4 separate regions of the Mus musculus genome follow, and regions 2, 3 and 4 are each linked to region 1. A link is a loop called in an ENCODE intact Hi-C map of the cell type or tissue named here. Cell type or tissue: heart. All regions are shown on one strand.

Region 1 (8,000 bases):
TCATAAAAATTATTCAGCCCATCAGCTTTCTATGTTATTTGAAAATGTGTTAGACAGTCTGTTATGTCATTAAAGTCTACAGTTTTAATACTTTTTTCAGAAACAAATAATAGTTAAGCATTCTAAATTTACCCAAATGAGTACCTTATGTTTTGTGTTTTTAGTTTCATTGTAGCTATGAGTTAATGGGTTTTGTTTTCCTTTTGGATACTACCTTCCTACTCTTCCTTATTGTTACACGTTTTTTCAGTGTGGTACTCACTATGTGTGTATGGAACATTTGAAAAAATATTGATGAACATATAATAAAACAAAGCTTCTTTTAATATGTATAGTTTAATTAGAATATCTAGACATTTTAATGTACTGTAATCATAAAACGTGAGCGATCCAGACTTTGCAGTTTTTTAGTGGTATTTGTATTTGTACAGATTCAGAACAATTGATCTTTGGTCTGATACTCTGCTGTCTGATACTCTGTTCCTGACAATTTGGTATTGCAGTTACTCTTCTCTGACACAAGATGGTGATGCTCACCTGAAATGCTTCCAGTCCAGGTTCCACTCTTCTCAAAGCAGGATGCTAAGGAAATGAGTGGAAGTGGTTCTGCTTTTAGAAATAACAGTTGATAACCTCTGTGTTGATATATGCATTGTATAATTTATGTAACAGATTTATATTTATGTGAGCTAGAGATACATAAGATGAGAGCTTTAGGAAACATTAAATAATGAAGTGATTAATTGATTAATCATGTTAGGCTAAATAAAACAGTACAGATGCAAAAGGCAGCAATGTATACTTACTGATTCTATTTATTTGACATTCGGAAAACCGGTGGTATCAAAAATTAGATTGGAGTGGCTGGGCTGCAGAGATGGCTCAGCAGTAACTCCATGCCCTCTTCTGATGTGGTGTACATGCATGCATGCAGGCAAAACAGTCATGTATATAAAATAAAAATATGTGAAGCTTTAAGAAAAGAACAGATCTGGGGGGCTGGTGAGATGGCTCAGTGGGTAAGAGCACCCGACTGCTCTTCCGAAGGTCCGAAGTTCAAATCCCAGCAACCACATGGTGGCTCACAACCATCTGTAATGAGATCTGATGCCCTCTTCTGGTGCATCTGAAGACAGCTACAGTGTACTTACATATAATAAATAAATAAATAAATCTTTAAAAAAAAAAAGATTAAAAAAAAAAAAAGAAAAGAAAAGAACAGATCTGGAAGGCTTAGAATTTGCTGCAAAGCGGCATACTAGACATTTTTGAGATCATATAAACGTCATTTGACTTGGATTTGAGTTGGTTATCCAGCCATGTGTATATGTCAACATCCTTGGATTTTGCACAGGAATGTTTAGGTTTTCTAATCCTATAGATTATATCACAGAGACTTGATGTGACAGGAAGGGGGAATATATTGGGGGGGGCACCATTTCAGAAAAGGGATGGGGGGAAGGAGAGAGGGACTCTATGAGGGGAATAGGGGCACAGAGATAAGGATGTAATAAATAATAGATAAAATTATATCAATACATTTGATCAGTAAGAAAATACTCTTAAACAACAACAACAACAACAAAAAACATCTTAAATTGAAACAACTTAAAAATAAAACGTTAGCAAGTCAGGTGGAGGCAAGGCTTTGTACTCCTCAGTTCCTCTCCAACGTTTGATTATCTCAGACAACACATTTCCCCAGACCTCCCATCACCCCTCGCCTACTGAGTTCAAAGCTACATCTACAAGGAGGGCACCTTCTTTCCAACTATACTAGCTGGTGTTCAGTTCTTCTTTAGGAAGATACCTGTACTGTTGTTGTATTGGGCTAGAAATTTTAACAATTCTTTAGTAACGTAAGTCAGCTCAGTTGTGCTTTGGTTGTATTTTTATATGTTGTGTGGTGTAATTCAGTGTAATCTAAATTATCTTCCTGTTCTTTCCCATACTACCTTCCTACAAGGTCATTATCACCTGAATAACAGTGTTACCTTCCATGACTGAGCAGTCTGTGATCAAGAATGAAATGTGTGACCTAAAGTTACACAGTGAATGAGTGACTTGATAGCAGGCTTACTCCGTGATTTGTTCTTTAAAAAGAAAATACAAGGGTAAGAGTGCTGGCTGTACAAGGGTAAGAGTGCTGGCTGTTCTTCATATCAGGGCTCAATTCCCTGCACCCACATGGCAGCTTACAATTTTCTGTAATTCCAATTCCCGGGGATCTGACACTCTTACACAGACATGAAACCAGGCAAAGCACAAATGTACATGAAATGAAATTAAATAAATGATTTAAAAAAAACAAACACAATAAGCCAGTTTTAAGATTGCCTTTTAGATGTCTGTTCTCATCATGCCCCCTTTACTTTGTGTGTTAAAGTGCATAAAAACAGGTTAGTGTATTTTATATAATTAGAAATGTGAACACAGTATAAAGCACTGAACAAGGTGAACAAGAGACTTTCTAGTCTATTTATTGGATTTTTAAGACAATTTCCCTCATTAATTCTATATTTGAGGAGTTAACGCTCCTTTTGATTCCTCTTTAATGAAATTTCTCCCCCTTTTTTAGACGTTGGCAAAGGCCTGATATTTTAGTGAGCATAATAACTTTATGAGGCTTACTTCTTCTGTAAAATGTCTTAAGTAATTACATGCTTAATGTTTGTATGTCTTTTAGCTATCCATATCTGTAATCCATAATGGTATTTTTGATAGTCACATTATATTACTTGATGACCTGAGTACAGTTTAGGGCAGAGGATAAAAGATGAGGTATGGGGAAGGCAAAGGAAGCATGTTGTGTGTGATGGCTATTTTCTTTTTCTATGACTTTATATTTGACAATTAAAATAGAGTAAGCACTTGTAACTTAGAAATAGTTGATATGTTTTCTTTGTGCTCCTGGGATATTTTAATAGAAGACCAAGTGCACTGAGCTAGGTATTAAGCTGAGTAGATCCTGGTATACCCCTGTATTTGGTACCTATGTTTGTGGAATGTGTTTGTATGCCACTGTACCTGGTTTTCATGTATCATGACAGCAATGAATAGTTACTATATAGACTGTACCGCTAAAGTTATATAGTCTCTGGCCCCTTAAGGAAAAAAATGCCCCTGAACCAAAGAAAGTGAAGTTCTGTGGACCATAACAAGTTAAACTTTGACTATTATTAGATCATTTACCAAATACCTGTTTAGTACCAGTATGTGCCATGCAGTAAATGAGACTATATAGAAGGGAGTCCAGGCATACTCTGCAAAAATGTTCAACATTTTGCCAGTTACGATACAGCTTGCAGAAAGCTGATACTTAGGAAAGATCTGGGGAATGCTCACATAGCAATACTCCCTAGGAAAAGAGCCCAACAGTTGCCTGGCATCATAAAGATGCTGCAACCTGTTTTCTCTCTCATGTTCTGCTGGTTTATATGCTTGCTTTTAAATTGTATTCAGATGTGTTTTCTTACACTATTTGTTACCATACAGGATATCTGACTCTACTGGCAAGGATTGTCATCTGTTTTGTTCATTGATATGTCTAGTACCTAAAACACATAGCACTAGTTAGTATGAAAGAGACCTGCCTTACATGTTCTTAGTCTATTTTTGTACTTGGAAAGCATCAGCCTTTCATATATCAGCTATAATTTTAATGAACTAAATTGTGTCAGTGTTTAAGTTCTGTTATATGCATTTCACTGAATTAGTGAAGGGGGTCCTGTTTTGGTTTGTTTTTGAGACAGGCCATTGCTCTGTAACTCAGGCTGGCTTAAAATTTACTGTCTTCCTCTTACAAATGTCTGTTACCACAAAAGATTTGAACTTCTTAAAATAGTTCATATTGTTTGTGTATCACATTTAAATCTTGTGTGTCTTTGGTGTTTTGTTTGGTTGTTTGGTTCGTTTTTTCCAGATAGGGTTTCTCTGTGTATCCCTGGCTGTCCTGGAACTCACTCTGTAGACCAGGCTGGCCTCGAAGTCAGAAATCCGCCTGCCGCTTCCTCCCAAGTGCTGGGATTAAATGTGTAGTTTAACAATATTTTTAAGAAACTTCACTTTTTAAAAAGTAATAATTTTTACTGTGCAGTAAGATACACATCCAATCTTAAAATACTTGGTAAATCAGAATTCATTAGAACTAACTTTAACTTTAATTAGTGAATATCTGAGCTATCCAAGAAATCTTTATGCAAGGGGCCACAATAAAGAAACTGTAGCCATCGTAGCTCACTGTTGGGAGAAGTATCCTTGCTTCCATTACCTTAGTAGTTGTGTCTGGCAGTCAGGGATCCTGCACATACTGAACTTGATTATTTCCTTCCTATTTACTTGAAGGCCATTTTTACTACTTTTTATCAGCTGTCACCCACACTTAGTACCCCTGACATTACCAAGTTTCTGTTCTGAGGTTTTGTTGCTCATGTTTTTCTTTCTTGGTCCATCTAGTCTCTGTTTTCTCCCTTGCTTCTCTGCAGGGTTGTTCAGTCAGTGATGTTCTACAGTTGTTCATCCTTTGCTGATTTATTTTTCTATATGTCTGAGAACTTGAAGTCAGAAGCCATCAAATCACTTTGAATAATTCTCAGATATCTGCTATTATGTGACTATTTGCCCACTGGATGAAGAGAAAGATAAAAACATTTAAATGCTATTACTACCACATAAATTTTGTTAGCATGAAATGTTTAATCCTTTTTTGTTTTCTTATGGGTTTTAATGAAACCAACAATTAGGAAGAATTCTTTTGAAAGATAGTCTCATGTTATCTTGGCTTTTTTGTAATTGTAGACATTTTGTATCAGCAGGGGGCAGTCAAGCCAAATTTCATTCTGCTAGTTTATGAAACATGAACTTTTTATTTCTGTAAGTTGTTCTATGTAATACATGAATTGCATTTTATCATGCATTTATAAGCAAAATTCAAAGCTCATTTTTGGTAAGTCTGTTGGAATTTAATAAATATGTTGTTATAAAAGGTAATCCCCTTTTTTCTCTTAAATTAAAAAAGGAAATTGGCACATAAAGCCCATTTGTTGGATTTTGATGTTTTGTTTGTTTGTTTTGGTTGGTGACCACTTTACATAGATAACTTTTGTAGCTTAGTTTTTCCTTTACTAAGCTTTCCTGCTAAAGTGATTATAAAATTTCTTTATTTTGTCCTGTGAATTTGGGGATAGTTTTTAGTGGCTGTAGCATAATGCTCTGTAAAATATAGCCAACTCTTTGGTAGTATTTGTTTCCTTCCAGATCCTGTCTTGGCAATTGTTGTCTACTAGTGTTACAGATAACTGACATCAGTGTTAGCCTAGTAACTTTTCTTAGGGAAAGACACCATTTATTCTAAACTGTTTTGAACATATGCTGGAGGCAGTATCACTATATCTCCTGTTTTGTGTCCATAATAAGATTCAGGAAAACTGCCTTTGTGTAAACACTCGAGTGGCTCCTAGACAAGTATAGTCCTGTCTGCTGGTGGGCAGGAAAGAGCGGTGTCCTGGAATGTTGCTGAGGAGGAAATCTCTTTTGTGTTCTACAAATGATATCTTTAAACTTCTTAAGAATATCATTTTGAAATGATAGCTCTGTGTTGTGTTTCCTTCTGTTTGCTAATTTTCCATGCACTTAGTTCAGAAATGCATTTAATATGGGGAAAAAACATTGTGCTTGAAAACACATCTTTCTAGTATTTTTCTGTTAATTGTTGGTAGAAATGTCAGCGTAAACACTGAAATTGTATTGGTAGTAATCACTCCTTCTTGTTCTCTTAGTGTAAAAATTTTTGATAAATCTCTGCAGACTTAAAGGATACAGCATCTACCAGCTCCCCTTGAGAACTTGCACTGAAGAAATAATGTGGGAAAATGGTTTTTAACACAGAGATTATACTTTTTTACAAGTTAGATGTGATGGGGCTTAATTTTGTTATGAAAATTAGTTGTGTAAGCTTAACCTTAAATGTCTAATTGATGGCTGTTTATGTGTTTAATTATGATAGCTAATAATTCACTTTAGAATTATATTGAAGTTTCTGTTTAATGACTGAAAAATGGTTATGGCTAGACTTTTTAAGCAGTTACCGAAAAGAAAAAAATCCAAACATCATAAACTTGAAGAATTATGTCCAGTTTCCTGTGTTCATGGTTTCTTTTCTTCTTCTTCTTTATGAACTCTCATTGTTAAAAACCTCATTATTTAGTAATGATTCTCTACTTCAACCCTTCCTCTAAAACCCAGCAAAATGTACCAGGCTTGGTAATGCATCAAAGTGCTGAGGCAGGAAGGGTCCTGTCTTGGAAGTAGAAAAACAGAAGTACAATAGAACAGAGTGTGAGCTGTAATAATGTCCAAATACAAGATTTTTAAATGCTTGGTAATAATTTTAGAAAATTATTATATAATTACTATGATTACATAATTTTATTGATGTATATCAGACCTTATACACTTTTATTTGCATTAAATACGTTGAATATTATTCTTCATATTTATTATGCCTATTCTTTTAAACCTATGAAAAAGAATCGTGAATGTTCGGCAGTGGTGGCGCACACCTTTAATCCCAGCTCTTGGGAGGCAGAGGCAGGTGGATTTCTGAGTTTGAGGCCATTCTGGTCTAAGGAGTGAGTTCCCGGACAATAGCCAGGGCTACACAGAGAAACATTGTCTCTAACAAACAAACAAACAAACAAACACCCCCTCTCCCAGGATTTCAGGATTCAAAAGAATCCTGAATGTTGAATGTTGGGTTTACAGAAATTTATTAGGTCTTTGAAAGATAAGAGAATATAGGGCTGCTTACATACATGGTGATGTGATGTATCAGTTTCTTGTTGCTGGGCTAAGTTCTTATCCTTTCCCTTTGTGACCATTACCCATGACTTTGACTGGAAGATCTCTTATTTACCTATAAGTAAAGGCTGTAACGCAAGTACATAGAAATGCATTTTCTCTTTTGAGTGCTAAAGTATGGCATATTCAACTCCAGTTTTTTAAGTGATGCATTTATAATATGTTAGATATCTTTTTAGTTATCCTGTCTTAACTTTATGAGTTAGATACCATTATAATACCTGATCCTACAAAGAGCAACATATACATTTAAGAAATCTGACCAAGGTCACAGAGCTGGGAACTAAATTTTTGAGTTGACAACTGTAGAGTTAGTGATGCAGTCCCATAATTATAATGTACACTGATTTAATTATTCAAAAAGAGTTACTTTATGCCACCACCCTTTTTCTTCCTATTTGTGTTAAATAGTAGTCCCGTCTATTCCATTAGTTCCTTCTGTAATGTCACAGAGTTGCATATGTACAGTATGTAGTCTCTTGAGAATGATTTCTTTCATTTCATGAAGTTAGGTTGTTGCTGTGCATCTAAGTTCAGTTTTTATAAAGTACAACTCTGGTCAGTTTATATGTACACTTATTCACAGGCATTTAAACTATCAGTTTTGCAATGAAGGATAATATTGTAAATGTTTATGGCAGGATTTTGTGTAAACATGCAGGGTTTTTTTTTTGGGGGGGTGGAGATTTCTTTTTCTTTCTTTCTTTCTTTTTCTTTCTTTCTTTCTTTCTTTCTTTCTTTCTTTCTTTCTTTTTTTTTTTTTGTCTCTCCTTTGTGTCTTTTTTCTGTTCTGTCAGTTTTACTAGACCATCCTCTTAAGTTTCTTCTGTCATGTCACTGCTGTGGCTTTACTGATTTTTCTCTATTGCTTTGTTATATTTAATTTTATTTCTTTCTTATAACTTCCTTTTTTATATTTTGTTTTCTCATTTTTGTGGCTGGTACTTTAATTATTAACTTGAAGCTTTACAAATGATAAAGATTTCTCTCCGGAAACTATTGCCCTATGTTTCACAAAACCTTAGATGTGTTCTATTTTTAGTCAGCTCAAGTGTTTGATAAAGTATTTAGAAATATGTTGCCTAATTTTTAAATATTTGGAATTCTCCATATACTCTTTGGAGATCAGGTTTTTATGATCA
Region 2 (8,000 bases), 110 kb after region 1:
TGTGGGTGGGACCATCTCTGGGCTGGTAGTCTTGGTTCTATAAGAGAGCAGGCTGAGCAAGCCAGGGGAGGCAAGCCAGGGGAAGCAAGCCAGTAAAGAACATCCCTCCATGGCCTCTGCATCAGCTCCTGCTCCCTGACCTGCTTGAGTTCCAGTCCTGACTTCCTTTGGTGATGAACAGCAGTATGGAAGTGTAAGCCGAATAAACCCTTTCCTCCCCAACTTGCTTCTTGGTCATGATGTTTGTGCAGGAATAGAAACCCTGACTAAGACATCCTTTTTCTGGAGTCCTACTGGAAGTGCATAGGTGTTTTAACTTGCTTCTTCCTCTCAAGACAACCTGAGCATATCTCAGAAAACACAAATACTTTATTTGAAAACAGAGAACTGACACTTAAGTAGTAGCATTTTACATCTTGATGCCAGAAGCATTAAAGCCTGAACAGTAAGCATCAGTTGGGGGCTGGAGAGATGGCTCAGCAGTTAGGAGCACCGACTGCTTGCTCTTCCAGAGGTCCTAGTTAGTCCTGAGTTCAATTCCCACCAACCACATGGTCTTATTGGGATCTAGTCCCATCTTTTGGTGTGTCTAAAGACAGCTACAATGTACTCATATACATAAACTTTTTTTTTTTTTTTTTTTGGTTTTTCGAGACAGGGTTTCTCTGTATAGCCCTGGCTGTCCTGGAACTCACTTTGTAGACCAGGCTGGCCTCGAACTCAGAAATCCACCTGCATCTGCCTCCCGAGTGCTATAAAATAATTTTTTAAGTCAGTTGAATACTGTTTTAAGTGAAGGATAAAGCTAAAGGAGTGGACTCAAGTTAGCAATTAAAATACTTGTTCCAGTACAAATAGAAGAGTTAAGACTATCTTTGAGCTGGGATTAACCACAGATTGAAATACCTTACCAAGGACCTAGCAGTAGAAACTATGCCAGGTAATCCAGTGGAGACAAAAAGGCTGTAGCACAGGGAAAAAAAATAGACTATCAGTAAACTATGGAGGGGAATTAATAAAGGTAATCTCCAGGCACTAACTACCCTCTGATTCAGAAATCCTACACTATTCTGCAAATCCTTGGGGAGGAATGGCAAAGGGAAAGCTTCAACCTTATTTGCATAATAACAGTATTCTAAACAGCTCAATTACCCAATATTATTTAAATCTACATAGCTTTTCCATACAGTAAAACATGCTGCTATTAAAAGGGGAAGAAAAAGGTGGGCGTGGTGGTGCACGCCTTTAATCCCAGCACTCTGGGAGGCAGAGGTAGGTGGATTTCTGAGTTCAAGGCCAGCCTGGTCTACAAAGTGAGTTCCAGGACAGCCAGGGCTACACAGAGAAACCCTCTCTCGAAAACCAAAAAAAAAAAAAAAGGAGAAAAGCTCTCCTTAACCTGATACCTTGTCCCAAGATAGAGTAACAATTCACCACAGCAAATGAATTTGAGCTGTAGACAGCATCTCTCACACTGTGTGCATCCTCAAGCAGGTGTCTGCAGATATGATTCATGCCTTCTAACTATGTAGTGGAGAAAACAAAACCCAGTATAGGAACAGTACCCAAAACAAAAGGCTGTTTAAATGATTTCTTGGTGATAAAAGAAGCACTATGTAGATGTGAAACTACCATGTGAGGGTCAGAGGGTAACACAATTGGCTGGATTAAGTATCCCACTGAAAAAAGACAAGAACCTCAAATTAGCCCCAGGAAAACAAAGCAGAAGTTAATACACAAAAAACAATAGAAATGACTGAGCCAGCAGCAGTCTTTGGAAGATGACATGCCCTTCTGTGTGTTTCAGAATGCACTCCTTCCAGATATGTCTCTGTCCGTATCCCTAAGCTGGATATGTGGCATCACCTTCACATGGCCCGAGTGACTTGTCAGGTGCAGCTAAGGATCTTGAAACAGTCTGGACCTCTTAATAGAACTGCTATAATCCATAAGGCTCTGAAGAGGTGAAGAAGCACAGCTGGCTTTGTGCTTGAAGGAGGGACTTCAGTGCAAAAACAGTGCTCCGGACAAAGTGGGAAAGCTCTAGAACCTCCAGAATGACTTAACTAGCCACTAGTCAATCATAACTCCATTTAAACGACCCATTTCAGGTCCTGTGAGCTAACGGTACATTTGTGTCGCTTTAATCCACTGAGGTGGCAATACATAATAGCAGAACCAGGAAACAATACAAATTCCAGCTGGATCTTTTAAAGATGACAAGTAGACAAAATTAGAAGAAAAGGAACCACGGTAAAAGGAAAATGTAAAATAAGGAAGTTGTATAGGTCCAAGAAAGTATGTGGAAACAAAGCCATAAGCATGAAAGTGCAGCTCCAGCAGAAAGGCCTGCCTGTAACACCTGCTTCATCGGGTCCTGGAGAACTGGTGGGTGCAGTCAAGTTAACAAGGCTAGACTTAACAGTCAGCCAAAAATAAGGTCCATTATTAAGTCCATTAAGTCCAACAAAATAAGGTCACATTATGGTTCGTGTACAATTCATACCTTTCTTGCCAATGCTAACCAGAAGTCCATTCTGCAAATCTTACCTCAAGTACTTTCCCAGATTCCCTGGTGGAGCCCATAATGTCGATCAACTATAGACTGGCAGTGACACCATCAGCTCTCCACAGCCTGCTCCTCACATTCTCTGCTGTCACCCCTTCTCGCCCTCGTTCTGCCCCTGCTCTCACAAGCTCCTCCAGGTGGCAACTGAGTTCCAAGGGACCTTACCTCTAACTTCCCCAGGGAATGTGCAAAAGCCAGAAAACCTCACGGGCAAAGACAGAAACTTGCAAACAAAACAAAATCAAGTTGTCCAGCTTGGCTATACATTAGTGCTCGTTCATCTGTTCATATGCGTGTCTACAAGTCCCTGCCGCTCTGCCACAAGAACCAGTCTGGGTGTGACCGTCTGGACCCCCAAGCCCATTGTGCCCTCCACTATGAAGTTGAAGACAAACTACATTCAGTTGTGTCAACCGTTTTCATTGTAGAGGAGTTGTGCTTTTACTTTTTTAAAACTAGAAGTTACTAGTTTTGTATTTGTGCCTGTGTAGTGCAAGCGCCCTTGGGCCACAATGGGCATGTGGACCTTTCTGAAGGTTCTGTTGTCTCCTTTCTCTGAAGGTCCCCGTAATTGTCAGCCTTGACAGCAAAGGCTTTCACCAGCTGAGCCATCTTGATGGCTCTGTACTAAGTTTTTTCAACCAATGATTCTTGCCCCCACCCAAAGAGTTTTTCCTCTGTCATGAAAAAAAGTCACCAGCATCAGTACATCACATGATCAGGGTTCTAGAAACACATTTCCACCTTAGAAGAACCTACGCTGGTGAGAACAGGAGGCATCAACTGCTCTGGTAGGGCTAGGACTGGGAAGCAACAGTTTGCAGGATGTCCTTGCTGGAAGCTGGGGATATCAGAAGAGACTTGATGGTTCCTGCCTCTTTGTTGGTGTTAATGAGCATCTTGTCTGTCGTGGTTCCCAGACTGGGCTCTCCTCCCCTCTGGGTGAATGAATGGGAGGGCTGGCTGTACATCCCCTCTTCCCTTACTCCCCTGTGCATCCATGGAGAAGCTGGGGGACTGCACATTGTGCATCCTGCGTTCCAGCAGCCCAGCCTTCTTGGCTTGACAGTGTGCTGCACCCTCCTCTTCTGATTCATTTTACTCTGATTTCTTCCTTTCCTGTGGACTTAATCAGCCAGCCCGGCACTGAGGACGAATTCCATTCGGAAACACACTGGGGAAGAAGGCAAAAGAATTTTGGCAAAATCACAAAATGGGAATAATAATACAGAGATCGGAATGGAACACCCACCCATCTCACCCGGGTGCTGGGAGAATTAATTAACGTCTGTAAAGGCCTTTGAGTTCCTTGGGGGGACGTGCCACCAGACAGCTAGCGTTATTGTGGAGGGATTATGTGCACAAATACAATACCAGGAGCCAGGATATTACTAAAAATAAAGCAGACTTTTCTGTGAGGACCTCAAGGAAGGAAATGCCTCTCTGGAAAAGCTTAACTCTCCTTTAATTCCATCGCTTGGGCTGCCGGGGACAGAACAGCAAAGCCGAGATTCCACTGTGAGAAGAGGATTATGTTTTCTGAGCATTGTCAAGGTGCTGGGGAACAAAACAAAATCGCTGGTTTGCCAAAAGAAGGTTATAGTCTTTGGACAAGAGATTAAGAGACTGTTTGGCTAGTGCACTTCGTAGCCTGTCCGCAGGGGGAAAAGGCAACAGGAAAGCAAATGTTTGTTTGCATTTGAGGGAAAAGAGTTTTTTACAAAACGGGAAGAAAGGGAACTGCCTCAGATGAAAGCCGCCATCAGCAGCGGCGCCCTCAGTAAATCTCCCAGAATTCCCCATGTATTTTTTTCCATCTGCGTGTCTCTCAAGCAGACACTTCCAAATCCTAGATGGTTAAAACAAGGAAGAACCCTGCTTGTGTTTACAGAGGAAGACCACGTTAACTTTATACGGTGGAAAGAGCAAACAAGCAAACTTCTTTGGCTCATAAACAGGGAGGCTCTGTCAGAGGTTCCCGTGGTGTTGAAGAGCTCTGGCCTCTTTAGGTTAACAAAACTGCCTGCCCAACGGGGAAGAAATCCTGTCCTGTTCCTAGCCCCTCCTTTCAGCCCCTTCTCTTCTCCTTCCGCCCCCTTATTTTGTAACAAGGCCTCTGGGGCCTGAAGCAGATTAGCAAACAAATAAATCCTTTAATGTCCTGGAATACTTTCCCAGTATAAATGCGATTAATCTGCCAACCCAGCAAGTTCAGCACATCAAATACCCCAGCTGTAGAAAGCCATTTCTCCGGCCCCCTAATTTATGGCAGAAAGGTCATGTTATTTTGATGTTTGTATTGGTTAGACTTTCTTCCTCTGTTTTCTATCTTTGAAAGTGCACTTTATGCAACCTTAGAAAACATCAAAGCCTCTAACAACATCCAGTGACACACAGTAGGAACAGCCGTCCCCAAAGCCTTCTGGGCGTACAAACAAGCTGTGAGTGCTCACCCAGCGGAATCATGGGAATCTGCCCGGCCCTGACAGAATTCAATAGCTCTGTTGGTTTGTTTTATGGTTTTCTGGTTTTTTGAGGTAGGGTTTCTCTGTACCTTTGGCTGTCGTGGAACTCACTCTGTAGACTACACTGGCCTCGAACTCACAGAGATCCACCTGCCTCTGCCTCCTGAGTGCTGGGACTAAAGGCGTGCGCCACAACAGCCCGGCTTCCACTGGTTCGTTCTAAGAACTAGAAAGGACTGGGCTTGAGGTGAACAGAGAGGTAGGTCATGTGGTCTCTGACCCTAGAATTAGAATTAGAGAGAAGGCACATCACCCCGAGACTTGCCCATCACTACCTGCTGTTCCCACCAGTCACAAACCTCCCTGTGAGAAGCTAGGGTGAAAAGACTGTTTTGGGTTATTTCTATGAAACCTTTGTGTAAGCTCTGGTTCACATTGGCTCTTCCTTTTCTGCCGCTCACTTGACATTCTGTCCCCTGGTTAGGAAGCAGGTCCTCCCTGGAGGGCATCATCCTGAGTGAGGTAACCCAATCACAAAAGAACTCACATGATATGTACTCACTGATAAGTGGATATTAGCCCAGAAACTTAGTATACCCAAGATACAAGATACAATTTGTAAAACACATGAAACACAAGAAGAACGAAGACCAAAGTGTGGTCACTTCGCCCCTTCTTAGAATTGGGAACAAAACACCCATGGAAGGAGTTACAGAGACAAAGTTTGGGGCTGAGATGAAAGGATGGGCCATCTAGAGACTACCATACCCGGGGATCCATCCCATAATGAGCCTCCAAATGCTGACACCATTGCATACACCAGCAAGATTTAGCTGTCTCTTGTGAGGCTATGCCGGGGCCTGGCAAACACAGAAGTGGATGCTCACAGTCAGCTAATGGATGGATCACAGGGCCCCCAATAGAGGAGCTAGAGAAAGTACCCAAGGAGCTAAAGGGGTCTGCAACCCTATAGGTGGAACAACAATATGAACTAACCAGTACCCCCGGAGCTCGTGTCTCTAGCTGCATATGTAGCAGAAGATGGCCTGCCTAGTCAACCATCATTGGGAAGAGAGGAGGCCCTTTGGTCTTGCAAACTTTATATGCCTCAGTAGAGGGGAACGCCAGGGCCAAGAAGTGGGAGTGGGTGGGTAGGGGAGTGGTGGTGGGGGGGGGGGTGTGTGTGGGACTTTTGGGAAAGCATTTGAAATGTAAATGAAATAAATACCTAATTAAAAACAAACAAACAAGAAGCAAGCCCTCAGGTGGTGGTTGATAGAACTGGGAGGTCCTCAGTTGTGAGCCATAAGTATCCCTGTGGCATGAAGACTGGAGAGTTCCCTCTGTGACCACACAGGGTCTCCTCCAGGTCTCTGCAGTAAAGCAGTAAGAGCATTAGGGTGGGGCCAGAACTCATGTCCATCGCTGGGGAACAGTGAGGAGCTGTGTCTAGCAAAACAGCAAGGCAGCAATATAGCTACAATGAGAATCCCCCACACCCTTTGTGTATTCTAAAGCAACTACATGCTTAGACAGGATGTGCCTCTTAGGAATAAAGACACATTTAGGCAAATGCAGAAAATAGCGAAGACCCAAACACAGGGAAGGTTGTAACACAAGATAAAGTCCCATCAAATGTGGATTCTCTAGTGGTCCTGCCTGGGGGAAGAATACACAGATAAGCAAATCTGGATGTCATGGCATGCACCTTAAACCCAAGACTTGGGAGGCAGACACAGCCCAGGAGAGCCTGGTCTACACAGCAAGTTCCAGGGCAAATAGTGATATGCAGACCTTGTAACTAACTAAAAACTGAGCACTCCAAACCCAGTAATGGCAATGGATTAATCAAAGGTCCTGACCAATGTGCAGTGCATACACACTGCACATTAAAACCACAAATGACAATTTTGTAAATGTGTACCATGAAGCCTGTGTCTAAAACAACAGGAAGGGCACATCTCACACAGCTCCGGGACCCCAGGACTGCTTCCCACTACAGCTGCTGGGAAGTTTGCAGGCAGGCATCCCTGGGACCTTTTAGAAGGCAGTAAACACACCAGTGTGGGATTAAAGCCACACTTGTGCCTTCGTTTCACCTGAATTGGCTCTGTGAAGACCTTTTCTCTATCTATAGCCACAGTCGGAAGTGCCCATGGCCAGGACCTCAACACATTTCTTTCTGGGGAGATGAAGCAGCTCGGTCCTTAGCATCATGAGCGCCTGGTTTTTACGGCCCATAACAGAAGTAGAAAAGACAGCTATTTTCACCCTGCACTCTGCAATAATCAGGTTTTGACATGGTTTTCTTTTGTTTGTTTTTGTTATTGCTGTGTTAAATGTTTGAATGGAAGAACATGGAAAAGAAACTGGAAAAGTCCTGAAAGACCACTCAGGGAGGTGGGGGATCGCATTCTTTGAAAAATGTTTTCTTTTAAAAATATTATATTATTTAAGGATCTCATGCTATGTATTTTGATCATATTCACTTCCCATTCCTCCCTCAACTCCTCCCAAGTCCATCCCCACCTCTCTATTCCCCATAACTGTGTCCTTTAAAAAAATCATCTATGGACTCCAATTTTACTGCCCATATACTCCTGGGGTAGAGCCAGGAGTGTGGTAGACCTACTGGAAACCATATTCTTAACATCTTCCTGCCGGGCAGTGGTGGTGCATGTCTGTAATCCCAGCACTTGGGAGGCAGAGTCAGGCGGATTTCTGAGTTCGAGGCCAGCCTGGTCTACAGAGTGAGTTTCCAGGACAGCCAGGGCTATACAGAGAAACCCTGTCTCAAAAAACAAAAAACAAAAAAAAAAAAACCAAAAAAACCATCTTCCCCAAGAAGCTACTAACTCCATAGCTCCTCATTTAAGGGTGGGAGTTCCTGACCCCCTCCCTACTCCACGATAGAATGCCGACTGGCTTGATCTTAGGCAGGTCTTGTGCAGGCATCCGCAGTAGCT
Region 3 (8,000 bases), 430 kb after region 1:
CTGTCTGCCTCCTGACACACTGTGACCAGCTAGCTCTACACTCCTGCTGCTTCCCTCCCTTGATGGACTTTATCCTGTCCAATGGCAAGCCAACATGAAGTTTTCCTCCCTTAAGCTGGTTCTAGCTTGTGCTTTTTGGGTGAGATGACAATTATATTTGCTTTGCTAATTGGCATTTTCTTTTGAAGAATGAGTTGTCACTATAGTTCTCCCAGCTACCACGAACAGCAGAGCACGTGGCAGCTCAAAGCTTCGACCTTGACATTCACAGTCTGTGGGACAGAGGCTGATCAGCAATTTGGGTTTCTTAAATAATGATGAAAGCTACCTGGTAGTCTAAATTATATGGATGGAGGTCTTTCCTCTATTATATAAATAAACATAAATGAGAAATTTTGGGTACCTACCAAGTACTCGTGCTTTTAAAAAATAGATGAGTCCTGAGGTTCGCACACAGGAAATTATGATTAAGAAAAATACTCTATGGAAATCTGGCTGAGTGACCATGTGTAGACAGATTTTTGTGTTTGTAAGCTGACTATGAAAAGGTGACAAGTACCAACACACTGTTGGATTTGAAGCAAGAGTGGTTGTGTTATAAGCTGGGTATTATAGGTTGGGAGCAGCAGCACAATGCAGAAGGGCCAGGCATCCAAAAAGTCTAGTCTACAATTGGATCTCAACAAACTGACTGCAGGGTCTCAGGAGCTTTCAGCTTGCCAACACTGGCTTCCAAAGAGACTGCCAACATGTGTTGGTGCTACAGAGGACCAGGCTGACATGTAATAAAACGGAAGTTAATACTTCCTGCCAAAACTTTGGAAAACATGCTTATCAACTAGGAATAATCACCAAGTGTGTATGTAAAACACTGTAATGGAGTTTGACAGAGCGGGAGCACATTTTTAGAAAGGAACTTCTCAAAAGCAATCCTTTAAACAGGCAGGCTAGGTGCCAGCCGGACCATTTTCTTATTCTTTGCTTAAGTATTTACTTTGGAGATTCATGCACCTTGTGCCAGTGGATTTATTTTTATCTATAACGAGGTGGACCAGCTCTTCTGGATTGTAGCATTTCTGGTTGACATTTTCAATAGCCACTTTCACTTGAGTAATTTATAACTGCAGATTTCCTGCCTGCCTCTGGTGTTTTATTCGGAATAGAATGTGTTTCTATATTAAGGCTGATGTGGTGCACAAATGCTTTTAGGCATATAAGCCGATGGTATAATTTGCGCTTGACCTTGGATCTTGCTAGTCGAAAGAGAAAAGGGAAAGAGGTGTTTTTGTCATTTGGGAAACTACCAGAAGCATTATTTAAAAAAGTAGACTGGAGTAATTACCATTACATTTATATTAGAGGGCAAACTCTGTTATTTCCTCTTATTGCTTGGTTTTACAGAATGTTATGCCCCACTGCTTTAATTAAATTCAAGTAATAGAGGAAATAGCAGTTATTAACCTCCAACACTGGTGAAAAATTAGTCTTGAGTTAGCATGGCTTAACATCCAAGCCCTGGTTCTAATCTTCTTTGAGTCCCCTGGCCAAGCACAGTGGAGCTTTGTGTAGTCAGCACCCACATTTATTAGGACAATAAGGAAAAAAACCAAAATGTAACATGAGGTTAGACTCAGGGGGATTTAGGTTAGATTTTAATACAAGCTGTATTCTTATGAACCATGTTAAAGTTTGCAAGATCTGGTAAAAGCAAATATTAACCTCCCCCCAATATCACATTTTTGTGATTGAAAAGGAATTAGTTTTGATAACTTGATTCCCTTTGCTGAAAAGCTCTTAGGAATCTAATATACAGTAACAGGACTTCCAAATTCAGTGATTTTAAAACTCGCTTATTTTAGAACGTCCATCTTTTCTATATATGCCTACATCTACACTGGTAATTTTCTGAAGGGATTTTTGGATTTTTACTATTTACTGACCTCTTAAGTTCTACAAATTAATATACTTGGTTCTGTTGGTAAATTTATTCTGCATCCACAAGAAGTCAGATAATTTTATACAAATGTAGAAATTAATTTATTAAACAATTTTTAGCATATTTATTACAGGACACATTTTTGATGAAGAGATTAACATTATGGTCTATTAATTAAATAGATTGACCCTGAATGTACTTACAATTTGATTTCTGTTTTGCCTGAATTTAACATTAACAAACTATATGTCTACTAAGAAGGATAAATAAATAAGTAAAAGATCTGTTAGATCGTTTGATCTTTAAACTAGGTCTAACGTGAATTATCAGCTTTCTTTATGGTATCTTGTTTCTGTAGAACAAAGTATACCTTCTAATTTTAAGTATATTGTTTCCAAAAGTTAAGTGTGTTTGGCATAGTTTTAAAAGATACCAATGTATGAAGAAACACCCTTTAAATCAAATCTACTGTTCTTATTTCAAATATACAATTAGCAGATTCAGAAAAAACATTAATAAGAAAACATTGTATTTTCTTCTCCCATTCAAAGTGTTATTCTGGTGACAACCAGAGCTTCAATGTGAATAAAATGAAGCCATCTACACGGTAGTATTTTGTAAATATATGAACATTAAACAATACTCTAATAACGGTGTAAAAACGTACAAGTCACGGTATTTCTAGGTTCATGTCTGATAGAAAATGATGTAGGTAAGTATTGAACTCAGTCTTTAGGTAAACACCCATTCTAGTTCGTCATGTGAGCAGTATTATTGGCAAGGCTCAGCGTTGGATTCACTTTTTAAATTAACCACTTCAATGGTTAATTGAGGATTTCTAAGCCAATAAATAGCCCTTCAGCGTTACTGACTGCAGGCTCCGCTAGCATCCCAAACAAGCTAGTTGTGAATGGACCATTCTGCCCCACCGACGACGAGGACGCTTCCCTTATTCCCAGCACATTATGGGACGCCCACTTAGGGCAGCTTTTGTGCAAGGAGCATGTGGCTGTTTAAAGGCCCCAGCGGGACATCCAGGGACCTCAAAGAAGGGAAAAATTTATTTGGAACGATTTTCTTTGGTTCAAGGGCACCCGAAGCAGCCTGCAGCTGGCCTGCTGCTATTCTGGTCTGCGTCAGGAGCCCCTTCCTGCGCCGCTCTCAGGAAGCTTTGCGCTGCTGGCCGGCTCCTCCTGCACGGAGCCTTTGATCAGCCATCCCCTTGCAAGCTGCTTAAAAATAACAGCTGCCGAGAGAAGCCAGGTCTTAGGGAGAGGAAAAGGCCTTTCCTTTCCCAACTGTTGTCTTGCTCTTATGTAAGGGAACACAGATTCCCAGCTTAGAGTGGAGCTCAGGAAACAGTGTAATTAGAAGCGGGGTTGGGGTTGGGGTTGGGGTTGGGGTTGGGGTTGGGGTTGGGGTTGGGGTTGGGGTTGGGGGTGGGGGTGGGGTTGGGGGTGGGGGTGGGGGTTGTTAAGGCAGGTGAGGTAAGTTTGATAACCGACCACTTGCATCCAGGCTCATCTGTTCAGTGAGTTTACAGTTTTGAGAGAAACAGGAACATTCTTTTCTTTGAGTGTAGCCCAATCAGCCCTGGCTTCTTCCACGTGTAAGGGCTAAACCTCTTGCAAATCTTTAAACCTCCCAGGACAGCTCTTAAGCCAAAGACACAACTAGAAAAAATCAAATCACAGCAACAACAAAACTGCGGTCATACTTCTTGTTAATTGGCTTAATACATAAAAGATGAACATATAATTAAATTTTTGATTAAATAATGCTAATTAGTAATATAAAGCTGGAATAAAAATGAGGTCTTTTATTTCTATTTTCATTTAGCAATGCATTCTCAAAAATTGCTTATTGACTAAAAACAAAAACTAATTTGTGTGTGTGTGTGTGTGTGTATGTGACAAGGTCTCTGTAGATAGCCCATCTGGTCTGGAATTGTTTTTCCAATCCTCTAGCTTCAGTCTCCAGAGCACTGAAGTGCCAGGCGTGTTCCTCAATGCCCAGCTTACACAGTTTTTGTTGCGGTTGTAGTTGCAGTCTAAGAATTTTGATTGACATGCGTACGATGCTACGTTTAATGACCTCCATTATTGTATGTTTAAGCAACAAAGCAAACACACCAGAAATCTGAGCATCTGCAATGTGACTGGACTTGAAATGCAATCTAGATGGTAAGATTTCAGTCACTTTGGCTGTAGCATGGTTGCAAGGAGCTGGCAATAATGATGTGTGTACATGGGCCTTGGGAGCCTAGACGCTTCCTCTGCAGTTGGCAGGATTATCTCGTGTTAATTCACGTGTGCAGGGCTGACTTCTCTTGGCCAAACAGGCTATGGTAGTTGATATGTTTATAAAAAGATAAAGGGGGGGCAATATGTTCTATGGAGGTGTAGTCAGGTGTGGGGGAAGGGGGTGCCTCAAAGGACCCATGATGAGACATCCCTTCTCCCTGAGGGACCAGCCAAAAGGTTATTCAGGACATGGGGAGGGGAGTTAAGAGGGCAGGAGAGAGAGAGAGAGAGAGAGAAAAGAAGAAGAAGAAGAAGAAGAAGAAGAAGAAGAAGAAGAAGAAGAAGAAGAAGAAGAAGAAGAAGAGAAGGAGGAGGAGGAGGAGGAAGAGGAGGGTGGCCATGAGAGATGGGGGATGGGGAGAGGGAGCAGGAAGGCGAGAGTAAGAGTGAGAGAGAGCAAGAGAGGGAGGAGGGGGCAAGCAGCCCTTTTTATAGTGAGTCAGGCACACCTGGCAGTTGCCAGGTAACTGTGGGGTGGCGCTTAGACAGATTGCTAACAACAGTGCCCTCAGGGAGACAAAGAAGGTTTGCTACAGTGCTGGGTTTCTTCTAGATGGGTGGATGACCTGTAGTGACTCTGAGGAGATTCAGTCAAAGGAAGAACTGTGGAATGCATTTGGAGAATAGAGGGTAAGATGGGGCTCAATATGGAAGGTGGTTCGGGGTTTGCTGAAGCAGCAAGTGTCCAGGTAGTTAAGGATGGAGGTGTTTGAGAAATGGGTGTGGTTGAGGAATAGTGTTACAGAACCAGTCAGGCTTAGGTTGTGGAAGGACATGCAGGTTTTCACCTTGAGTTGTAGTATTTATTCTCGGTCCTAGAGGGATTGTGCCACAGTGCTGCATGCACCGATGTTTTCAGAACTCCACTTTGCCTAACTTTCAAAATCAAGCTGTTCAAACAAGGGTCTTTCTATTTGTTCTTGTGATTGTGTTCATCACTGCCAATTGTGACAGCCCACACCAGACACCAGGCTTCAAATCTCTAGGCTGCAGCTCTTGCCACTTGAAACATACTCCTAGTCCTGCCTGGCAGGGAGGGACCAGTATTTTCTGACAGGCTTCACCATTGAGTTCAGCCTGGGGGGCTACGGAGCTTGGGTAATATTTGCCTCTCAGAGAACTCTGACAGTGAAATGAAAAAATCCCAGGTGATATGGCTATGTCCTAAGATGGGTGATCCAGGCTCATTGATTAAAGACTTACAACAGAGTGACTAATTATCTTAGTCATAGCTTGTAATGTCTCAGGGACTATGCGACCCTTTTGGCCCACGGCCCAACATTGAAGTTGAGTATGTAGAGAAATAAGGAGGATCTGGAAGGAGTAGGGAGAGGAAAAATGTAATCAAAATATATTTCATAAAAAATGTTAATGCTTATAGAAAAATACAAATAGATCCATACTTACCTCTCTGCACAAAACTCAAGACCAGCTGGATCAAAGACCTCAACATAAAAGCAGATTCACTGAACCAGATAGAAGAGAAGAGGAGGAAATGGCCTTGAAAGCATTGGCACAGGAGACAACTTTCTGAACAGAACACCAGTAGCACAGGCACTAAGATCAGCAGTTGATAAATCTGATATCAAGAAACTGATAGGTTCTGAACGACAAAGGATGCTGCCCTTTGGACAAAGTAGCAGCCTACAGAATGGGAAAGGATTTTATTTTACCTACTTCACATCCGAGAGAGGACTAGTTTCCAAAATATATAAAGACCTCAACAAACTGATATCAAGAAAACAAACAACCCAATTTAAACAGAGGTGCAGACCCAAACAGAACATTCTCAAAAACAGAGCCAAAAACACTTAAAGAAGTATTCTTAGTCATTAGGAGAATGCAAATCAAAACAACTTTGAGATTTTGTTTTTTACTCATCAAAATGGCCAAGATCAATAAAACGAATGACAGCTCATTCTGGTAAGGATATTGAATAGGGGAAACACTTATCCATTGGTGATGAGACTGCAAACTTGTACAGTCACCATGAAATCAGTGTGGTGATTCCTCAGGAAAATGGGACTTGATCTACCTTATGATCCAGCTATACTACTCTTGGGCATGTACCCAAAGGAAGTTTCCGCCTATGACAGAGGCTGCTGCTAAACCATGGTCCTTCTCGGTCTATTCACAATAGCCCAAAATTGGAAACAGTCTAAATGTCACTAAACAAATGAATGGATAAAAAAAAATGGAGTACATTATGAGTGTTATTCAACCATTAAAAAGTGAAATTTACAGTCAAATGGAGAGAACTAAGAAAAAAAATTATCCTGAGTGAGGTAACTCAGCTCCAGAAAGACAAATGTGGTATATAATCACTTATATGTTAGTATTACTCATTAGCCATTAAGTCAGTGTTAAGCAAGCACTAATCCACAGAACCACAGAGATTACAAATAGAATAAGGAACTGAGGGGAGGGCAGATAGATCTCTCTAGGAAAAGCAGATAGAATAGATAGTTATGAATGCATAGGAGAGCCTGGAACGGGAGCATCAAGTGGAGAGGAAGAGATAAGGGGATGGGAGGAATTTGGGGAGAGACAGGCACAATCAACATCCATTTGAGGGGCAGCATGGAAACCTAATACAGTAGCAGCTTCCTAAAATACATACATATATGAAGGGTATCTAAATGAAATCGGTAAAGGGGGAGACAGAGTCCCAAGTGAACATCACTTGTTACCAAATAAAGTTTCCACTACCAGGGTGGTTTTCACCTAATTAAGTTGTTGGCCACAGTGGTAAAAATGGAAATCTCCAAACAACCATGGCCGTTGCCAAGGGTATAGGTTGCTCTCCACAAACAATAAGGTCTTATTGCTAAACATAAAACCTATGCAACTCATTAATCATGGAGACGTTGAGCTGGTGCCTACCTAGAGCCTTCACCTCTACAGGCTAGTGCTCTTGGTATCAGAAGATACTCTGCATACCACCAAAGTAGAAACAAACACCAACCTAACCACAAAACCTTTGATCTACAATGGTGCTCTGCCTGCAAGCTATGCCAGAGCAATGGTGGCATGAAGCTTGTGGGCTTAACCAACCAATGTCTAATTTGACTTAAAGCCCTCTCTAAGAGGTGGCACTCATACCCAATGCTGCTTGGGTGACCAAAATCCCAAGATTAAATAACCCAGAGACTTAAGGTGAAGCAAAATACTACTGTTCTCCTAAAGGAACATAGCATTACAATGATTCCTAATGGCGTTATGCTGTGCACATAGATCAGTTCTTTGCTCAGACATCATTAGAGACACTTCCTCTTGTAGCAAATAGGAACAAATACAGAAACCCACAGCCAGACATTACACACACAGAGAGAACACACAGGACTAAATGTGATGTCTCCATCAAATCCGTCCCCTCATAGCTCAGGGAACCCACAGAAGAGGAGGCAGAAAGAGTATAAGCCAAAAGGGATGGCAGACACTGAGGAAATAAGGCCCACTAAAATCAACTGGATTGATGCACATATAAATTTACACAGACTGAGGTAACATGCATAGGGTCTGCATGGGTCTACACCAGATGGGGTCCTAAATCTGAAGGAAGTAGATGCATGACCCCATCCCTAACCCAGAGGCAATCCGCAACTGATAACCACTTCCAAATGAAAATTTGGTTTTCTCCAAAGGAGTCTCACTGGGGTAACAAGCTACTCTTAAGGGAAGGTTGCATGCCCAGCAGTAGATGGCCAAGAGAAAATTAGCTTAATGGCACCTTTGGAGGTTCCTTGTCTCATAATGTTGTG
Region 4 (8,000 bases), 140 kb after region 1:
ACATCACAGCACAGTCCATGTTTGCATGTCTGTGGTGGTGACATAAATGAGCCTGTGCAGCCCACCTCGGGATGGCACAGTGTGTGCGGTTACATACAGTCCACAGCATGCGTTGCTGAAACGGATGCGTTGCTGCTGGATTATGCATTTTCTGTGCTATGCTGTTTAGAGCACCCCTCCTGCTCTGAGACGGTAACCACAGCAGCTGCATGTCTCCTGCTTAGCCTCTCCCCCAACTGCACTGTAATGATTGGCCCCAGTACATGCTAGGATGATTGTACAGTGATAGAATCACACAACTGAGTTAATGTCTTTGGCACTTACACACAACTGAAAGGCGGTGTTATGTGTGTTGCGACTTATTTGACATGTCAGATGGACTGGGTCGGGAGATGTCCAGATAGCTGCTAGAACATTCTTTCTGGGTGTATCTGTGACAGCGTTTCAGGAAGAGATATACAGTTGAAGCTGTAGACAGCGTAAGCAATGCCTGTCCTCCACATGTGGGTGACCATTACCCAGATGACTATGGGCTTGCTTATAACAAATATATGGAGGGAGGACACATTTACTCTGTTTTAATGGCACATCTATCTCCCGTGTCTGTGGTTCTTCCAGCCTGGCTCTGGGGCTCTTGGGTTTGGATCAGCTTTGAGCATCAGATTCTGAGGCTCATGGCTTGCAGGTAAATGGCAGGCCACAGGATCTCTCAGCCTCCCAGATCATGACAGCCTCAGGAAGAGTCTCTTTCCACACTTATGCATCTCCCACTGTCTCAGTTTGTCTGGAAAATCTTGACTAATCCTGTGGGCAGATACTTTGTTTCATGAAGTTGCCAGAAGCTAGTTTGAAATAGACAGGAAATTCCTTTATATAAGCTGTTGACTGAGAATGGATTCCCCATAGGCTCATGTATTTGGATGCTTGATCCCGAGTTGGTGGAACTGTTTGGGAAGGATTAGGAGGTGTGGCCTTGTTGGAAGAGGTGTGTCATTGGGTGCAGGCTTGGAAGTTTCAAAAGCCCATGCTATTCCCAGTTAGCTCATGCTGCCTCCTACTTACAGAGAGGGGTGCCAGTTCTCCATTCCAGCCCCCTCTCTGCCTGCTGCTGTCTTGCCCTCCACCATGATAGCCATAGACTCACCCTCTGGAACTGGGGGTTTCAAATTAAATCTTTTTTTTTTTCTATAAGTTGCCTCAGTGTTTGGTGTTTTTGTCACAGCAATAAAACTAACTAAGATGCAAGGTAACTTGAGTATTGTTTCTGAGACAGACATCTGTGGTGGCAGCACTAAAATCTAAGAAAATGCAGGACCTTGGGGATGGCTCTGTGATTAACAGTGCTCACTGATCTTCCATAAAACAGCTCACAAGTGCCTGTAACTCCAAGTCCTAGGGATCCAATGTCGTCTTCTGGTCCTACATCTTCCATCCTGAGTATCCTCTGACCTTCCATCCTCTCTCTCCCACACACTGGTCTCTCTGCTTTTCTTTAGTAGAACCACCCTGTCTGTGTTTGACACTCCCTACCACACAGGCCTCAGATGTGGTGGAGAAGCTTGTTGAAGTGTGAGGGAAACAAGGACAGTTGCCACTTGGAAGCAAAGGCCACCAAGAGCCACCAGTGGTTGCAGCACCACATTTACTCTGTCCTGGATGAGCTGTGATTCCCCTAGAGAAGTGCTCAAACAGAGAAGTCTCAGTGCAAACCTGCAGCCCACCCACAGGCCACCTTCCAAAGCTAAACAGGTGAGAAAGAAAAGAGGCTAAGATTAGGGGTAATTGTTCCTCATAATGTAACATTCTTTGCAAGTGTTTCATTTGCATACACATGATCTATGTGTGTTGGGCAGGAAGGGCAGTGACAGGGATGAGTTGGATTGTTGCTGGAAACTCTGCATTTGGCTGGCTCCAAGCAGCAAAGGAGATGGGTCCGTGCAGAGGTTATGTGAGTGGGAAGCAGTCTGTGCAGAATGACCTGGATACTGATTGGTTGGTAGCATGCTGTAGGCTCTACCTGCCAACACACGCGCTTCCTGTCATAGGGTTCCCTCTGCCCAGCAGTTCCAGAGGGAAATGGCACAGTCCTAAGTGCTTACTCTTAATCAACAAAAAGGAGCGAATGAGTGCAAAATTCAGTACCTTGTGCAGGGTGCATAAGAAAGGAATAATATAATTTCAATTAAAATTTAAAAATGCAAAGCGGAAAAATGGCACATATATAATATGCACCAGAAGTTCTAGAAAAAAATACAATAAGGTAAACAGTCAGCTCAGCCAAAAGGAGATGTTTATGATCTGTGATGCAAAAGGATGTCCAACCCTTCTTCTAAAAACAGAAAATTATAAATGAAAACCACAGGTGATTGGTGGAGGCTCAAAACCTTGACTCTGTGCTACATGTTGAGGTGAGGAAATTGCTCTCCTTCTCTCTTCCTCCCTCCCTCTCCTTCTCCCTCCCCCCCCCCCACCTCTGGCAATTCTAACATGTATGAGGGGTTGTCATAGTTATGAATGGGCATCTGGAAAGATCTAGAAAAATCCCAACTTCGTAAGTATTTGCCAGTGCAGTTCTAGGACTTTATCCCGTGCATCTGTCCAGAGAGTAATCAGGTCTGTCCCCTGAAGCATTGCCTGTCCCAGGAGAAGACTGATGAAGACCCCGAGGGGATGCAAGTAGGAAGCTGGGTCAGTGGTGACTGTAGTCATTGAGGAAACAGTGCTTGAGACTGGGGGGGGGGGTGGCACATGACAATAAAACACATCTAAGCTATGATGCTGCCTGAAAAGAGAGGTAATGAATGATGTGTAGACAGGTGACCACCACACAAGGTGATGGACTACAGGGAAACAAGTCTATTCTTTCATCATTATTCCTTCTGTGTGCAAGGCTACCTGAGAACCTACCTAGTAAATTTAACTGTAGGGAGCGTAATTTTTACAAGGACAAAAAAAGATCGTCACTTTGGCGCTCAGAAACTTTAGTTTTGTTTTGTGTTTATGAGTGTTGGCCTGCATGTATATATGTGTGCCACAAGCATTCAGTTCCCAAAGAGGCCAGAGGAGGGCACCAGATGCCCTGAAACTAGAGTTACAGTAAGCCAGGTGCTAGCTACCATTTGGATGCTGTGAACTAAAACTGGGTCCTCTGGAAGATTAGTCAGTACTCTTTATCACTGAGCCATCTTTCCAGCCCTCCTTTATTTTTAAAAAAGTATTATCTAGTCAAAAACGTAAAAACAGATAAACTATGGCAAAAATAGATAAGGCTTTATATTTTCTTTGTAATAGTCGGTGGAAGACCGTCAGTTGTATTTCTCCCAGCCTTTGTAATCTCACTCATAGATAACAGAATTGTGTTTGTTTCAAGACTTAGTTCTTCATTTACAAGAGTCCATATAACTTTAATGAATGCTTCCTCACTAACAGTTGAAGTAACCAGAAAGTAGCTGCAGTTCTGTACTTAGATGAATAATCTAGGGACATCGTGTAATTTACTATTTATTTGAATTTAAATGTTCCCATGTTACTGGGCCATGGAAATAAAATGTTCATGAAACCTTGAGTAATAGTTTAGTTAAGCATGTGTTTCAATTCTCCTGGTTTTAACAAGAAGCCAACTGAAGGGTAGCGGGACACCGTGAGAGAGTCTGTGTTTGAAATGAGCAAGAGAGAGAATAAATGTAACACGTATCCTTTTTGGTCCTTCTGGGCAGAATGAATGACTGCCTTCCAGTGGACGAAGGTTTTCTTCAGCTGTCACCTTCATCAGTCACAGGAAACAGGACTAAGCTGGGTGTGCTGACCCATCTGTCATCATCTCAGAGGTGGAGGAAAGAGCATCAGGGATTCAAGGCCATCATCCTCAGCTACATAGTAAGTATGTAGGAGGCCATCCTGGGAGAGGCAAGACCCTGTCTCAAACAACAACAACAACCCCAAAACCAAAAACAAACCCCCCAAACCAAAAACAAAAAAACCAAACAACAAAGTAGCAAATGATGATGTGGTGGTTTAAATAAATACAGTCTATTCATGTGTTTGAATGCTTGGACCATAGGGATTGTCACTATTAGGAGGTGTGGCTTTGGAGGAGGTGTGGCCTTGTTGGAGGGGTGTGGCCTTGTGTGGAGGGGCGTGGTCTTGTTGGAGGAGATGTGGCCTTGTTGGAGGGGGAATGGCCTTCTTGGAGGGGGTGTGTGCCTGGTAGGAAGAAGCGTGTCAGTGTGTGTGTGGGGGGGGGGGCTTTGAGATCATAAATGCTCAAGCTACAGCCAGTATGAAACACACACAGTATCCTCCTTGTTGCCTGAGGATCAAGATATAGACTCTCAGCTCCTTCTCCAGCACCATGCTTGCCTGCATGCCTTCATGCTTCTTGCCATGATAGTGATGGACTGAACTTCTGAAACTGTAAGCCAGCCCCAGTGAAATGTTTTCCTTTATAAGAGCTACCTTATTCACAGCATCAAAGTCCTAACTAAGACAGATGGCCTGGGAAGATAATTCAGTTGTAGACTGTTTGCCCAACATGTGTGAGGTCCCTGGTCCAGAAAAAAAAAAAAAAAAAAAAAAAAGGAAAAGAAAAAACAAAAGAAGTGCAAAGGATACCTCTCTTTAAAAACCCACCCTTTTACATTTATTTATTCATTCATGAAGTGTGTGTCCACACCAGCACACAGAGGAAGTCTTGCAGGAGTCAGTTCTCTCATTATATCATGTGGGTCTGAGGATCCAAACTCAGGCCAGGTAGCAATTGAACTTTGCCTGCTGAGTCATCACTATAGCCCAAAGGAAAGTAGCAGCTGGTGTCAATGACATCATCACAGGATTTCTGTGCAGTTATCATAGGCATTGCATATGAAAATCGCCCAGTGATGTCTCTGGCTCACAGGTGAAGGCTCCAGTGCCACGCTTGTCCTAGGATTCCCTCAGGAGTTTGTTGCTTTTGTTTACAGTAACTGGAGAGGCCACCACACCAAGTGTCAGGGACATCTATGATATTTCAGACAATGTGCAGTAACAGAAATCAAGCCAGGAAGGCTCTGCAGGATGAGTCAAGGGCTCCCTGGGGAAGAACGCTCACTCATCTGTGTTCCCAGTCCTTCTTTGGCCAGCAGGAACTTCTGGGCCTTCCAAGTCCTTCTCTGTACCTGCCCCGGACCCTCCAGCCCCAGTCCTGAATACAAATCCTCCTCTCAGTACCAACCCTTACTTTCTGCTTCTCACTACCGTGAAGTTCCAGGTGAGGACCCTAACACCATTGGTTTACAGTAAATGGATGTTGGACACTGTTCAATGTTCTGTGTATATCAGCTGATGTGATGGTAGGCCCTTTCTTCTTTCTTGGAGGTTATAACAACGGAATGATTCTCACAGTTTGAGCCAATCTTATGAGCCTGGAACAAATGCCCTCGGTCCTGGTGTATAGGACCTTACCCACTGCCAGGCTCTTCTGATGATTTCTGCATCTGTGTTTATGAGAGATGTTGGGCTGTGGTTTCCCCTCCTATTCTGTGTCACATTCTGCAGAGAGAATAAACACTAGCCTCATAAAATGTGTAGGGAAAGTCTGTCTTTCTGTCTGTCGGGAAGAGATGGTGTAAATGGTGAGGAGTCTTATTTAAGCATCCTTGTTCTGCAGAGATTTCTTTTTGCGGGGCTTTTAAATGGTAAGTTTAGCTTTAAGGGCACAAGAGAGTTGAGGAATCTATTTCGTTCTGGTTGGATTTTATTAGTTTTATTTAGTTATTTATTTATTTTGATTTTTTAAAATTTATTTTGTTTTTTTTGTTTGTTTTTTTTTTGTTTGTTTTTTTTGTTTTTTTGAGACAGGGTTTCTCTGTGTAGCCCTGGCTGTCCTGGAACTCACTCTGTAGACCAGGCTGGCCTTGAACTCAGAAATCTGCCTGCCTCTGCCTCCTGAGTGCTGGGATAAAAGGCGTGCGCCACCAATGCCTGGCTAGTTTTATTTTTGAAAGTGGTATGTCTATCCCAGGTTGTCTGGTCCGTGTGCATGAATCTGCTTGTGGATTTCCTTGCTTTTGTTTTAAGGGTGTAGGAACCAGGGTGTGGCCTCTTACTTAGTGACAGTGTAAGTGATTCGGTTTTTTGTTTTTGTTTTTTAAATTCTTCTACTTTTGCATCCTTTAAAATCATTTGTCTTGGTGCTAAAGACCTGGCTCAGCAGATAAAGAGCATTTTCTGCCCATGACTCAAGTTTAGTTCCCAGCACCCACATCAAGTTGCTCACAATCACCTGTAATTCCATCTCTGGGGGATCTACCATATTCCTCGAACCTCTTTAGGCTCTGGCAAGCCCGTGGTGCACATAAGCCCATGTAGATGCACACACATACACTTACATTAAAAAAAAATAAAAAATTTTAAGATATTCTTAACTATAAAGTAAGATGATAGTATTATTTCTCAATTGTAGCTATGACAGATTAATAAGATCCAGTGGCTGGAAACAGCACACCTAAGAACCTGAAGGTTAGAAGTTCAAAATGAGGTTTGCCAGTTGAAGTTGAGGTGCCCACAGGCTGTGCTCCTGCAGGGAGGCTCTGAGGAGAATCGGTTTCTGGCCTTTCACAGCTTCCAGAAGCTGCCATGGATTGTGTGGGTTAATGGCACAGTCTTCAAAGCCAGCAGAAACTGCTCCAGGCTTATGGCACTCTGTGTTGACTCCTCTGTTCCCCAGGTCTATACCTAAGGATTGTCGCACCCACTCAGACAAACCCAGGCAGCTAAAAATCAACCTAAGGCCACCTGCACCCCTAACTTCTCCTAGCCATGTAAAATTACCACACTCAGAGGCTTAGGGGTAGATGTTTGGTTGACCCCAATTCTGTACCTCAGTGTCGTACTTTTCTTCTTCTTCTGCACTTGGGATTGAACCCAGGGCCTCACGTGCAACCCAAGCAGCGTACCACTGAGCTATATAGCCTGCCTCATTTTGACTATTTATTTTGAGGTAGGGTGTCACTAAGTTGTCTATGCAGGCCGTATCTCGGCAAGCCTAGTTCCTGCAGTACTTCTGCCTCAGGCCCCCAGGGAGCTAGGATTTCAGGCCCATACCACAAGCCCAGCAAAGATTGTTGGGAAACGTTAGCACATTCACTCAATATTTATTGAGTATTGATACATCAGGTACAGCAGGAAATCTCTGCTGAGTTGGATCCTCCATGCCACCCCTTTATTCTTCAGGATGAATCTCATACCCCCTTTCATCAGCCGAGCTCTGCTTCGAGATCCTCAAATTAGGCATTTCAAACTACTCACATGATTTTCCTAGACTGTTGTCCCCTGCCCACTTCTTCATCAGGGAAGCTCTCCCCTCCTCCTGTTTGACTCTTTGACCCTGTACTGATTACCGTCCCTGGGTCTCCCTCAGCCTTTAAAGAATGCTGGCTCAGCACTTGACAGTGATTCAGACTGGGCCGTAGTCTCTCCACTAACCTAGTAAGATGGCGAAGCTTATCTATTCGGTGCCTGAACCAATACCGGAAGCAAAAATCCACCCAGTAAGATTTGGTTCCATATAGAAATAGCCCCTGTGACAGAGAATCTTCATTGTCCCCTACCGGGATTTGGAATCACCAGAGCAACACTCCTTAGGGTATACGAATGAGGATGTTCTCAGAGAGGGTTCACTGAGGTGGGAAGACCCACACTGAATGTAGGTGGCACTGTCTGGGGTCCCGGACTGAGCAAAAAGGAGAAAGTGGGCTGGGCACCAGCATCACCGCTCTCTGCTTCTGACTGACGCCCTGCTGAGGCGGACTGGCTCCCTGCCCTGATGGACTGCTTCCGGCTAGGGTGTGCTGCTTCCGGTTGGGGGGGATTGACTTCCTGCTGTGGTGGCCTGACTTCTCCCGTGGTAGACTGTCCCCTCGGGCTGTGAGCCAAGACAAATCCTTTAGGCATGTGTCACAGCTATAGAAAAACACCGTTGACACTCTTCCCCAAATCCTAAAGCATTGTGTTCAGACTTCTGT

Evidence for each region. Hi-C counts contacts between places; a loop is a spot of excess contacts. Peaks named below come from ENCODE experiments on the same cell type or tissue, not always from the same donor. Only the 100,000 strongest peaks of a DNase experiment are listed, where the experiment ranks them.
Region 2: a loop joins it to region 1, with 2.4 times the contacts of the local background. A loop is called at or near these places in 3 of 42 quality-filtered maps.
Region 3: it touches region 1 in a loop (2.1-fold over the local background); 2 of 42 quality-filtered maps call a loop at or near these places.
Region 4: a loop joins it to region 1, with 2.1 times the contacts of the local background. A loop is called at or near these places in 3 of 42 quality-filtered maps.

Annotation. Positions count from the first base shown.
Region 1 is chr3:37,467,841-37,475,840 of GRCm38, forward strand. The region is part of intron 14 of Spata5 (spermatogenesis associated 5); the gene reads left to right. Among named protein-coding and RNA genes, the nearest start is that of Spata5, 52 kb to the left of the region's middle. In heart, CTCF peaks have their summits at 521 and 4,814 (motif pointing right); no DNase peak of the experiment used is centred here.
Region 2 is chr3:37,582,476-37,590,475 of GRCm38, forward strand. All of the region lies in intron 2 of Gm36412 (a long non-coding RNA gene), which reads right to left. Among named protein-coding and RNA genes, the nearest start is that of Gm36412, 16 kb to the right of the region's middle. In heart, a CTCF peak has its summit at 4,222; a DNase peak (open chromatin) is centred at 3,806; H3K4me3 peaks cover 1,044 bases; H3K27ac peaks cover 1,333 bases.
Region 3 is chr3:37,894,073-37,902,072 of GRCm38, forward strand. It overlaps Gm20755 (predicted gene, 20755), which reads left to right and starts at 4,741. Exons shown (of 4, transcript NR_040559.1): 1 at 4,741-4,869. In heart, no CTCF peak of the experiment used is centred here; DNase peaks (open chromatin) are centred at 739 and 3,189; H3K4me3 peaks cover 895 bases; H3K27ac peaks cover 920 bases.
Region 4 is chr3:37,606,065-37,614,064 of GRCm38, forward strand. It overlaps 4930594O21Rik (RIKEN cDNA 4930594O21 gene), which reads left to right and starts at 3,827. Exons shown (of 3, transcript NR_130162.1): 1 at 3,827-3,876. In heart, a CTCF peak has its summit at 3,054 (motif pointing right); a DNase peak (open chromatin) is centred at 7,827.